Regions from separate parts of the Homo sapiens genome. Here region 2 is linked to region 1. A link is a contact called in ENCODE Hi-C or POLR2A ChIA-PET data. All regions are on one chromosome and are shown on one strand. Each heading gives the region's core, a stretch centred on a gene start or an enhancer-like site at or near the end of the contact. The rest is flanking DNA. Distances are from core to core; before and after follow the strand shown. Region 1 overlaps LOC128966623 (a long non-coding RNA gene). Region 2 holds the start of SPATA31J1 (SPATA31 subfamily J member 1).

Region 1 (5,216 bases), core at 605-3,104:
CTCCTTGCTGCTGGTTCTGAGTCCCTGAATGAAATCTGGGATCTTCATGGCTTACCTACTTACATTCAGGAAAATAAAAAAAAAATCCTCCAGTCATCTCCAATAACAAGAAGAGGTCTGATTTCACTCATTAAACTATGCAGTGTGATGTCATAGCCAAATGGCCACACCGCATTGGAGAGCCAAGTTTTCTCTCCCAGAACAGCCTGCCTGGGCGCGGGCCACCATGCCCGGCTAATTTTTGTATTTTTAGTAGAGACAGGGTTTCACCATGCTGGCCAGCCTGGTCTCGAACTCCTGACCTCGCGATCCGCCAGCCTCGGCCTCCCAAAGTGCTGGGATTACAGGCGTGAGCCATTGTGCCGGGCCACTTTTCTTTCTTTCTTTTTTCTCTTTTTTTTTTTTTTTTGAGACAGAGTCTCGCTCTGTCGCCCAGGCTGGAGTGCAGTGGTGCCATCTCGGCTCACTGCAAGCTCCGCTTCTCAGGTTCACGCCATTCTCCTGCCTCAGCCTCCCGAGTAGCTGGGACTACAGGCGCCCGCCACCACACCCGGCTAATTTTTTGTATTTTTACTAGAGACGGGGTTTCGCCATGTTAGCCAGGATGGTCTCCATCTCCTGACCTCGTGATCCACCTGCCTGAGCCTCCCCAAAGTGCTGGGATTACAGGCGTGAGCCACCGCGCCCGGCCTCTTTTTTAAAGAAGGTTTTATTTTTGCAATAACATTACTAGCGCTATTGACAAGTATCAAATGCACACTGTATAACTACAGCAAACCCATCCACAACGTATTCGACTGTTCAGAGCCCTGAATGACATCTTGATAAAGAGCCAAAAGTTGTTTCCATAAAGATCTTCAAGGTGTTTGAGCACATCTTGTCAGACGCCCGTAAAGGAAGCTGACTCTCACTGGGTTCCAGGAATTACGTGGTTACGTCCATAACAGCCCATCTGACAAGTGGCAAATACCCGTGGAAAACCAATTAACTGTGCTCCTCGGTTTACCCTGGAGGATGGTGGCGGATGACGCGACTAAGTTTGCTTTGAGCCTGCTTCAAGTTCCAACTTCCTTGGAGTTAGTCGCATTTACAATTTAAAACATGCAAAAATCCACGCTTGTGTATGAAATTCGTGTTTCTTCAGAACATGAGGCTAAGACAACGTGGATATTATGGGATGATGGGCCGTTCACAGAGAAATCCCCGTCCCGGGCACACTCAGGCCTGGCGCCTGGCCTGCGGCTCACCTGGTGGGAGGAAAGGTTTCTCTGGGTGGTCCAAGGCGGCACAGGTGACCCAGGGCGAGGAGCCTCTGGGGGGCTCAGCGAACCCAGCGTCCACTCAAGCTCGTCCTGCCCCTGGCAATCCACGCGGTGCCGGGTGGATGCGTGGGAGCCACATCAAAGTCCCCCCACAAGTGCCTGGGGCTCCCCGCTGATTTCGAGGTCTACAGAATGGGTTTCTTGCAACTCACATCCTTCAGCTGGAGGACCCCAGAAAGGCAGAGCTCCCGTCCAGAGTGTGCTGGTCCCGGACGCAGACCTGCTCCCAAATGCCCTGGGGTCGGGCGTAAGGCCTGGGGATCGCCGGAGCCTGGTTTCCTCACTGCGGTGCTCACTGCCGCCGCCTCTTCCCCGGACGCCCGGTCTGTCTGAGGTCGCCGGGTCTGTGGACGCGGATCCGAATCGGAGCTTCCGAGGGTGATCTGAGATCCAAAGTCAGGAGTCTTCTGCATCCTGCCCTTTGTCAGCGCTGGTCCTCATTTCACCTGCCCAGGGCCTTCAGGAGGGGCGACACTCTCCGGCTGCGGGCGGCCCAGCGCTCGCCCCCCTCGGCCCCACGTACTCTTCCTGCCTCGCCCCCATCGCCCTCCTCCGGCTTCCCGCGCCTCCCGGGGCTCTGCGCTTGCGTCCAGGGCGCCCTCTCCGGGGACAATGGGCGGGTGCTTCGCAGGCTGCAGTCAGGGCCGACTTCACCCGGCGAGGACAGGGCGAGGCGCTGGGCCCAGAGGTATGTTTGAAACGATTCGCGTATGTGAATCTACTTTTTGAATTGTAAATTTTATGAAACCTAAATACAAATCATGTACTTCTTATGAAAATTTCGTGTCTGAATTAAGAAGTGCTATCAATATAAAAGAACAGATTTCGAAAACTTAGTACAAAAATAGAAGGTGAAATATTTCATTCATGTTTATGTTGATAACATGTTCAAATGACACTACTTTGGACGTATTGAATTAAATATATTATTAAAACTCATTGCACATATTTCTTTTTACTTTTCTAAGTGGCTACTACAAACATTAAGTCACATGTGTTCTTGCATTATATTTCTACTGGACAGTGTGCTGTACAAGAAAATAGAAAAAGTATAAAAATTATCCAGTTCATTTTATGAAACTAGAATTTTTAATTCTCAAATCAGATAAGGTTAACATAAAAATAAAATTATAAAACCATTTTTTACTTATGATCACTGATATAAAACAAAATATAGCTAACAGAATCAAATAGTATATATATAAATTTATCATATTGTATTTAAGATCTTTATTTTTCTAACATTCTTGGTCCTATGAAAACATTTCAGTATACAACATCAGAGAAAAACCATCATAATCTATATGCCAGTCATCACAATCGACATGGTATAATTTTTAAAAATAAACTATCTTGCCCTGTAGATGTATATATACAGCAGTCCCTCTGTATCCACAGGGGATTCGTTCCAGGACCCTCCCCCCAAAATCCACAATGCTCAAGTCCCTTATATAAAGTAGCATTGTACTGTCAGTCCCCAATTTATGATGGCTTCAATTGGGATTTGACTTGCCAATGGTGCAAAAGCAATGGGCATTCAGAACGCTTCTCATCTTACAATAGGGTTACATCTGGATAAACCCATTGTAAATTCAACTCGCCATATGGTCAATCTATACGATGGATGTATTTGGTTGTAACCCCATCATAAGTCAAGGAGCATCTGTATTTGCGTATAACCTATAACCTATGCACATCCTCTGTCCCAGGTTAATTATTTAGAGGTATAATTTAAATCACCTCTAAATTTTATTTTATTTTATTTTATTTTTGAGATGGAGTCTTGCTCTGTCGCCCAGGCTGGAGTGCAGTGGTGTGATCTCGGCTCACTGCAAGCTCTGCCTCCCGGCTTCACGCCATTCTCCTGCCTCAGCCTCCCGAGTAGCTGGGACTACAGGCGCCTGTAACCACACCCAGCTAATTTTTTGTATTTTTAGTGGAGACGGGGTTTCACTGTGTTAGCCAGGATGGTCTCGATCTCCTGACCTCGTGATCTGCCCGTCTCGGCCTCCCGAAGTGCTGGGGTTACAGGCGTGAACCACCATGCCCGGCCCAATCACCTCTAAATTATTTACACTACTAGTTAATACAATGTAAATGCTATGTAAATAGCTGTTGGGGCCAAGCATGGTGGCTCACTCCTGTAATCCCAACACTTTGGGAGGCTGAGGCAGGAGGATTACTTGAGCCCAGGAGTTCGAGACCAGCCTGTGGTCCCAGCTACTCAGGAGGCTGAAGTGGGAGGCTCACTTGAGCTCAGGAAGTTGTGGCTGCAGTGAGCTGTGATGGTACCACTGCACTCAAGCCTAGGCAACAAAGCAAGACTGTCTCAAAAAAAAAGTTGTTGTATTGATTTTTTTATTTATATTATTTTTTCTTGTTTTTTTTTTATTGCTTTTGTTTTTCAAATACTTTTGATCCACGGTTGATTGAAACCACAGATGTAAAACCCCAGGATACGAGGGGCCAACTGCATATAAAATCAAGTAAAACTTAGCTTAGGAATATAAGAATTTTTCTTTTTTATAGTATGTGTGTATATATATGTATATATGTGTGTCTATATAGGTATACATGTGTGTGTATATGTATATATACACACATATATATATATATATATTTTTTTTTTTTTTTAAATAGGGATGAGGTCTCACTATGTTGCCCAGGCTGGTCTCAAACTCCTGAGCTCAAGCGATCCTCCTGCTTCAGACTCCCGGAGTCCTGGGAAGAATTTTTCAACATCAAAAAATCTATTAACATGAGCTACCACAGTAAAAAGAAAAAAAACATATAATTATCTCAGTCTATTCAGAAAGAAATTTGATAAGATTTAAAGCCTACTTATGATTTTTTCCCTCTTAACTAATTAAGACTGGAAGAAACTTTCTCAACTAGTAAATTTCATATACCAAAAGCTTACATCAAAATTTTACTTGAGGAAGAAAATTGCAAAGATCCTTAATTAATTAATCCTTTAAGTCAGGATTAATTAACACAAAAATACTCAGTAATCCCCTGTGGTTTAACACAGAACTGCATTCTCCTGGTCAATGCCCTAAGGAAAGAAAAAGAAAGAAAAGATGTAAGGATTGGAAGATGAGAGAAAATTGTCATAATTCGAAGATGATATCACCGTCTACCTAGAAAGAAACCGCCGGCTGGGCGCGGTGGCTCAGGCCTCTAATCCCAGCACTTTGGGAGGAAGAGGCAGGTGGATCACTCAAGGTCAGAAGTTTGACATCAGCCTGGCCAACATAGTGAAACCCACTCTCTCGCTACGAAAAATACAAAAATTAGCTGGGCGTGGTGGTGCATGCCTGTAATCTCAGCTATTCAGGAGGCAAGGCAGGAGAATCACTTGAACCTGGGAGGCGGAGGTTGCAGTGAGCTGAGATCATTCCACTACACTCCAACCTGGGGGACAGAGTGAGACTCCCTCTCAAAAAAGAAAAAGAAAAAAGAAAAAAAGGAAACCAGCTGGGTGTGGTGGCTCATGCCTGTAATCCCATCACTTTGGGAGGCCGAGGTGGGCAGATTACTTGATGTCAGAAGTTCGAAACCAGCCTGGCCACATGGTGAAACCCCGTCTCTACTAAAAATATTGTAAAAATTAGCTGGGCATGGCGGCAGGCACCTGTAATCCCAGCTACTCAGGAGGCTGAGGCAGGAGAATCACTTAAACCTGGGAGGTGGAGGTTGCAGTGAGCCGAGATCATGTCCAGCCTGGGTGACGAAACGAGACTCTGTCTAAAAAAATTAATGAATTAATTAAAATAAAATAGTCAAACTCACAGAAGCAGAGAGTACAATGGTAGTTTCCAGGGGCTGAGGGGAGGAGGAAGTGGGGAGTTGCTGTTCAATGGGTTGAAAGTTTCAGCCCATTGATGAACGTGT
Region 2 (5,181 bases), core at 36-2,535, 110 kb after region 1:
TCAGCCATGTTAAACAGCTGCCCACATGGACCTGCATCCCCTCCTGCACGTCCAGGTGGTCACTGGTCCCCTCCTGGGCAACACCCGCTCCCTGGACCCCATGGCTTCAACTCAGCAGGGAATCGGAGATGGATCCCGGGTTCCAATTGCCCTACCAGGAGCTTCCCCATCAGGCCTCTGCAGATGACTTCCTAGGAGACTTGGTGCTTGTTCCTAGGGACAGGTGAAGCTGTCATCTCTGGGGCTTCTGGGACCCTCAGAGCCTTACCTTTCAAAGTGATATATTTATTTCCGATCCTGAGCCATTCCCCCACTTCAGCTTGATCCTGAGAGACAAGAAAGAGGGTGCAGGCCGGGTCTCAGTCTCCTGTCCCCACAGCTGCAGACCCAGTGCTCGTGAATGACACACTTTCTCCGCCCAGCTCATGGAGCCTGTGTGCTTCTCTTTCACTGGTTTCTAAAGTGCGTAATAACCTTTTTCTGGTTTCCTTCTCTGGAAAGCATGGAGGGGTTTTCTATGTGAGGCCTGCCCTGGGTATCCTCAGTCCCTGTTCCGCTGCTTGGGAAACGCACACTCTTGGGTCTGCAGGTGCCTCTGAGCTGGCAGGGAGGATTCTGCTTCCGAGGAGGCCAGGGGCGACTCCAGTCTCAGGTGGGAGGCTCTCAGGGGCTCAGCACAGCCCCCAGAGCACCTCACACAGAGGCTGGGCCCCGAGGCACCTGCCCAGGAAGGCGGCTGATGAGCCCGGGCTCAGGGCCTGTCCTTCCACAGAGACCTCACCCCTCTCATGACCGGGTCCTCGCCGCTGAGTCCTGGGGTTTGGTTTTGCTCTGACGCCTCCCGTGCACCTCCACAGATGGTCTGGGAGCTTGGGTTGGAAATCCTATGCCCACTCCAACCCCTGCCTGCCCTGCTGTCCCTAGAGGGATGATGAGAGTTCCCATCACAGGAGCGCCTCTGGCTGATGTGGAAAAGTGGAAAAGAGAGCAGGAAAAATAGAAGCATTCTCTGCTGGGTGTGGGCTGAGGGCTCCTTACATTCTCGCTGTCCTCCTCTCTGGGAGGCACTGAGGACGGCTCCCTGGGAATGTAGAGGCGTAAGATAATCAGGATCACCAGGCTGAACACAACAAAGAGGACGAAATGGATGATCTGGGGAATGGGGCTGGGGCACAGCTCTGTACCAATAACACTGTCCAGAGGAAAGAGAATATCCATGTCAACTGCACTGCTGTCCTCAGGCAACTGAGCCCTGGGCATCCCCTCTGGGACAAGTTATTGGGGCCCAGGTCCACATCACAGAGCTGGGGCCTCCCCCTCACAAAGGGCTCCTAAGGGTGGGGTGGGCAGTGGGAGGAGGAGGCTAAAGCCCAGCCCCGCCCACCACCACCCACCCCTGCAGTTCCCTCCACCCTCCTGGCCTTCCGGATCCCTCCTTCCCACTCCACCTGCTCAACCTGTCAGAAACAGACCTGGTCCGTTTTCCGTCCTCTTGCCCTGGCACACAGATGGTACCTGGTTCATTGGAGATCTCTGCTCAGACTCCCTCAGTTTCACAGTTTTTGAGGATCTGGATTTGTCCCTGAAATTCCTGTTATTTCCAGGGATTATTGCTCCAGGGTCTCCTCTGCCTGCTCACTGCAACCTCCGCCTCTTGGGTTCAAGCAATTCTTTGCCTCAGCCTCCTGAGTAGCTGGGATTACAGGTGCCTGCCACGACGCCTGGCTTATTTTTTTAATTTTTAGTAGAGACAGGGTTTCACTATCTTGGCCAGGCTGATCTCAAACTCCTGACCTCGTGATCGGCCCGTCTCGGCCTCCCAAAGTGCTGGGATTACAGGCGTGAACCACCGCACACAGCCTCAAAAAAGTTTTTTTAGGGCTTTGGCTAAGTACATGAAGATAAGTGATGCCCAATTCAGGTTTTGCCAAATAACACAACTCTTTTCAGAAACTACAAATTCCACTGGCTCTGGCAGAATGAATATCAACCTAGGTCAATTCTCCATAACAAGAACCCATAAATTTGCCGGCCGGGCGCGGTGGCTCACGAGGTCAGGAGATCAAGACCATCCTAGCTAACACGGTGAAACCCCCTCTCTACTAAAAATACAAAAAATTAGCGTGGTGGCGGGTGCCTGAAGTCGGAGCTACTCGGGAGGCTGAGGCAGGAGAATGGCATGAACCCGGGAGGCAGAGGTTGCAGTGAGCTGAGATCACGCCACCGCACTCCAGCCTGGGCGACAGAGTGAGACTCCATCTTGAAAAAAAAAACAGAACCCACAAATTTGCCAGCCCACTTCACGTCTCGACTATTAGATAACAGCAGGCAAGATGCATGTTCCTGATGGGCACCAGTTGCTTACATGGTGATTCTTGCAAGATGCATGTTCCTGATGGGCACCAGTTGCTTACATGGGGATTCTTGCAAGATGCATGTTCCTGATGGGCACCAGTTGCTTACATGGGGATTCTTGCAAGATGCATGTTCCTGATGGGCACCAGTTGCTTACATGGTGATTCTTGCAAGATGCATGTTCCTGATGGGCACCAGTTGCTTACATGGTGATTCTTGCAAGATGCATGTTCCTGATGGGCACCAGTTGCTTACATGGTGATTCTTGCAAGATGCATGTTCCTGATGGGCACCAGTTGCTTACATGGTGATTCTTGCAAGATGCATGTTCCTGATGGGCACCAGTTGCTTACATGGTGATTCTTGCAAGATGCATGTTCCTGATGGGCACCAGTTGCTTACATGGTGATTCTTGCAAGATGCATGTTCCTGATGGGCACCAGTTGCTTACATGGTGATTCTTGCAAGATGCATGTTCCTGATGGGCACCAGTTGCTTACATGGTGATTCTTGCAAGATGCATGTTCCTGATGGGCACCAGTTGCTTACATGGTGATTCTTGCAAGATGCATGTTCCTGATGGGCACCAGTTGCTTACATGGTGATTCTTGCAAGATGCATGTTCCTGATGGGCACCAGTTGCTTACATGGTGATTCTTCTTTGAGTTATTGGTGTTTTCTCCCTTTCTTCCCTCCCTCCCTCCGTCCCTTTCCTCCTCTCCCCTCCACCTAATAGAGGGTCCACGTCTCCACAGGGTCACCTCTGTCTCCAGCATTAGAAAAGGAAGTCAGAGCTGGTCACGGTGACTCACACCTGTAATCCCAGCACTTCGGGAGGCTAAGGTGGGAGGATCACGAGGTCAGGAGATTGAGACCATCCTGGCTAACACAGTGAAACCCCGTCTCTACTAAAAATACAAAAAATTAGCCGGGTGTGGTGGCGGGCGCCTGTAGTCCCAGCTACTCGGGAGGCTGAGGTGGGAGAATGGGGTGAATCCGGGAGGCGGAGCTTACAGTGAGCCGAGATCACACCACTGCACTCCAGCCTGGGCGACAGAGCAAGACTCCGTCTCAAAATAAATAAATAAATAAATAAATAAAAAATAAAAGGAAGTCAGAAAGCTAAGCAAGGCCTGGATCAGGAGACCTATTTATTCTAATGATGAGAAAGCACCGCAGGGCTCTGGGAAGGGAAGTGGCATGGTCTGATTTACCTATTTTAAAAAATCCATGTAAAGATTATGTGGGGGAGTGGGGGCAAGAGTAGAAGCAGAGATGCCCTGTAGGAAGCAGGTACAAGAATCCAGACAGGAAGGTTGCGGGTTGCTTGGACTAGGGTGGAAATACTGCAGACAGGTTCGGGGTCTATTTTGAAGATAAAGCCAGCTGGTCTTGCTCATGTGGGCACTGAGAGAACCTGGGGCCAGGGAACTAGGTAAATTGCGGGGTGGGTGGGGAAGGGAGGGAAGGATGCTACTTTGACTGAGATGGAAAACACTGGGGGAGCAGTTGGGTTTGAGTTGTGTGGGGGCTTCAGAAATCTTTTGACCTTAAACGTAAGATGGTGTCAGACATACCAGTGGCACTAGAAGCTGTGGAAGCACAGGAACAATCTAGAAATTGGCCGAGAGCTTTGGCTGGATATTTTAAATGTGGGAATCATCAGTTTATAGGTGTCACTGGTGTAAAACCATGGACCAAGGGCCGGGCGTGGTGGCTCAGGCCTGTAATCCCAGCACTTTGGGAGGCTAAGGCGGGCAGATCACTTGAAGTCAGGAGTTTGAGACCAGCCTGGCCAACGTGGTGAAACCCTGTCTCTTCTAAAAATGCAAAAGTTAGCCGAGTGTGGTGGCACACATCTATAGTCCCAGCTACTCAGGAGGCTGAGGCAGGAGAATCACTTGAACCCGGGAGGCGGAGGTTGCAGGGCACCGAGATCATACCCTACATGATCCCAGCACTTTGGGAGGCCGAGGCGGCTGGATCACGAGGTCAGGAGATCGAGACCATCCTGGCTAACACGGTGAAACCCCACCTCTACTAAAAATACAAAAAATTAGCCGGGCATGGTGGCGGGTGCCTGTAGTCCCAGCGCCTGGGCAACAGAGACTCCATCTCAAAAAAAAAAAAAGTGACTAGAAACTCAAAAAGTGTGGAGAGCGGGAGCAGGGGAAGGGCTGAAAAACTGCCTGTTGGGCACTGTCTTCACTATCTGAGTGACAGGTTCACTAGAAGCCCAAACCTCAGCACCACACGGTTTATCCATGTAACAAACCTGCGCATGCACCCACTGAATCTCAAATGTTTTAAAAAGCGATAAGCCATGTTAATAGCAGGTACCCTTGGTGTGATGTGATGTGATGAGAATGACATTTCCCCCACGGGCTTCCTCCCCATGACACAGGGGCCACCCCAGCCATGTTTACAGCCCTGGCCCCAGACAGTATTGAGCCCCTGAGCCCCCACCACTTGTGTGTACAGCTCCGGTTCCCCTGCCCCACCTCATCCAGCCGGCTCTACCTTATTTTGACGTCATAGCTGAGCACGTGCTGGGAGATGGCCGTGGTACAGCCTGTAAGTAGGGCTGTAAATAGTCACAATGGGCCTGTAAATAGTCCAGCCCCATTACCACGTTCTGGTCCAGACAGCGGGCTGCAGGTGAGTTGTTTCTAGAACCAGAGCTTATATGAAGAGAAAAATAGAAGGGACAGAACAGTGTGTTCCCAGATCACACCTGCAGCTCCTACAGGCTGGGGTGGGGGTCTGGGGCCCGGCTCTGCTGGCTCAGTCATTTTGCTTCTCCTCAAGTTCCCTCTGTGGAACTGG

What was found. A loop is a pair of places that touch in the nucleus more often than their neighbours do. ChIA-PET counts read pairs that join two places held with the same protein, here RNA polymerase II (POLR2A). Pooled maps may share reads with other maps.
Region 2: a map of IMR-90 shows a loop between it and region 1 (10-fold over the local background). The contact joins the promoter of SPATA31J1 here to the enhancer-like site in region 1. A Hi-C loop is called at or near these places in 4 of 168 maps with a recorded cell type or tissue (GM11168, IMR-90 and K562), 3 of 37 single-sample maps with no recorded cell type and 4 of 50 pooled maps. POLR2A ChIA-PET finds 5 or more read pairs at or near these places in 3 of 52 experiments (K562, OCI-LY7 and Panc1).

Annotation. Positions count from the first base shown.
Region 1 is chr5:179,528,902-179,534,117 of GRCh38, forward strand. The region is part of intron 4 of LOC128966623 (a long non-coding RNA gene); the gene reads left to right. Among named protein-coding and RNA genes, the nearest start is that of RUFY1, 19 kb to the right of the region's middle. RefSeq lists enhancers at 870-1,476, 1,477-2,082. Within about 2 kb of position 1,855, at least 13 of the 41 ENCODE cell types and tissues checked have a DNase peak (open chromatin) inside an H3K27ac peak, as active enhancers do.
Region 2 is chr5:179,643,761-179,648,941 of GRCh38, forward strand. It overlaps SPATA31J1 (SPATA31 subfamily J member 1), which reads right to left and starts at 1,286. Exons shown (of 6, transcript NR_131066.1): 1 at 1,039-1,286; 2 at 269-326. The region is part of intron 4 of LOC128966623 (a long non-coding RNA gene); the gene reads left to right.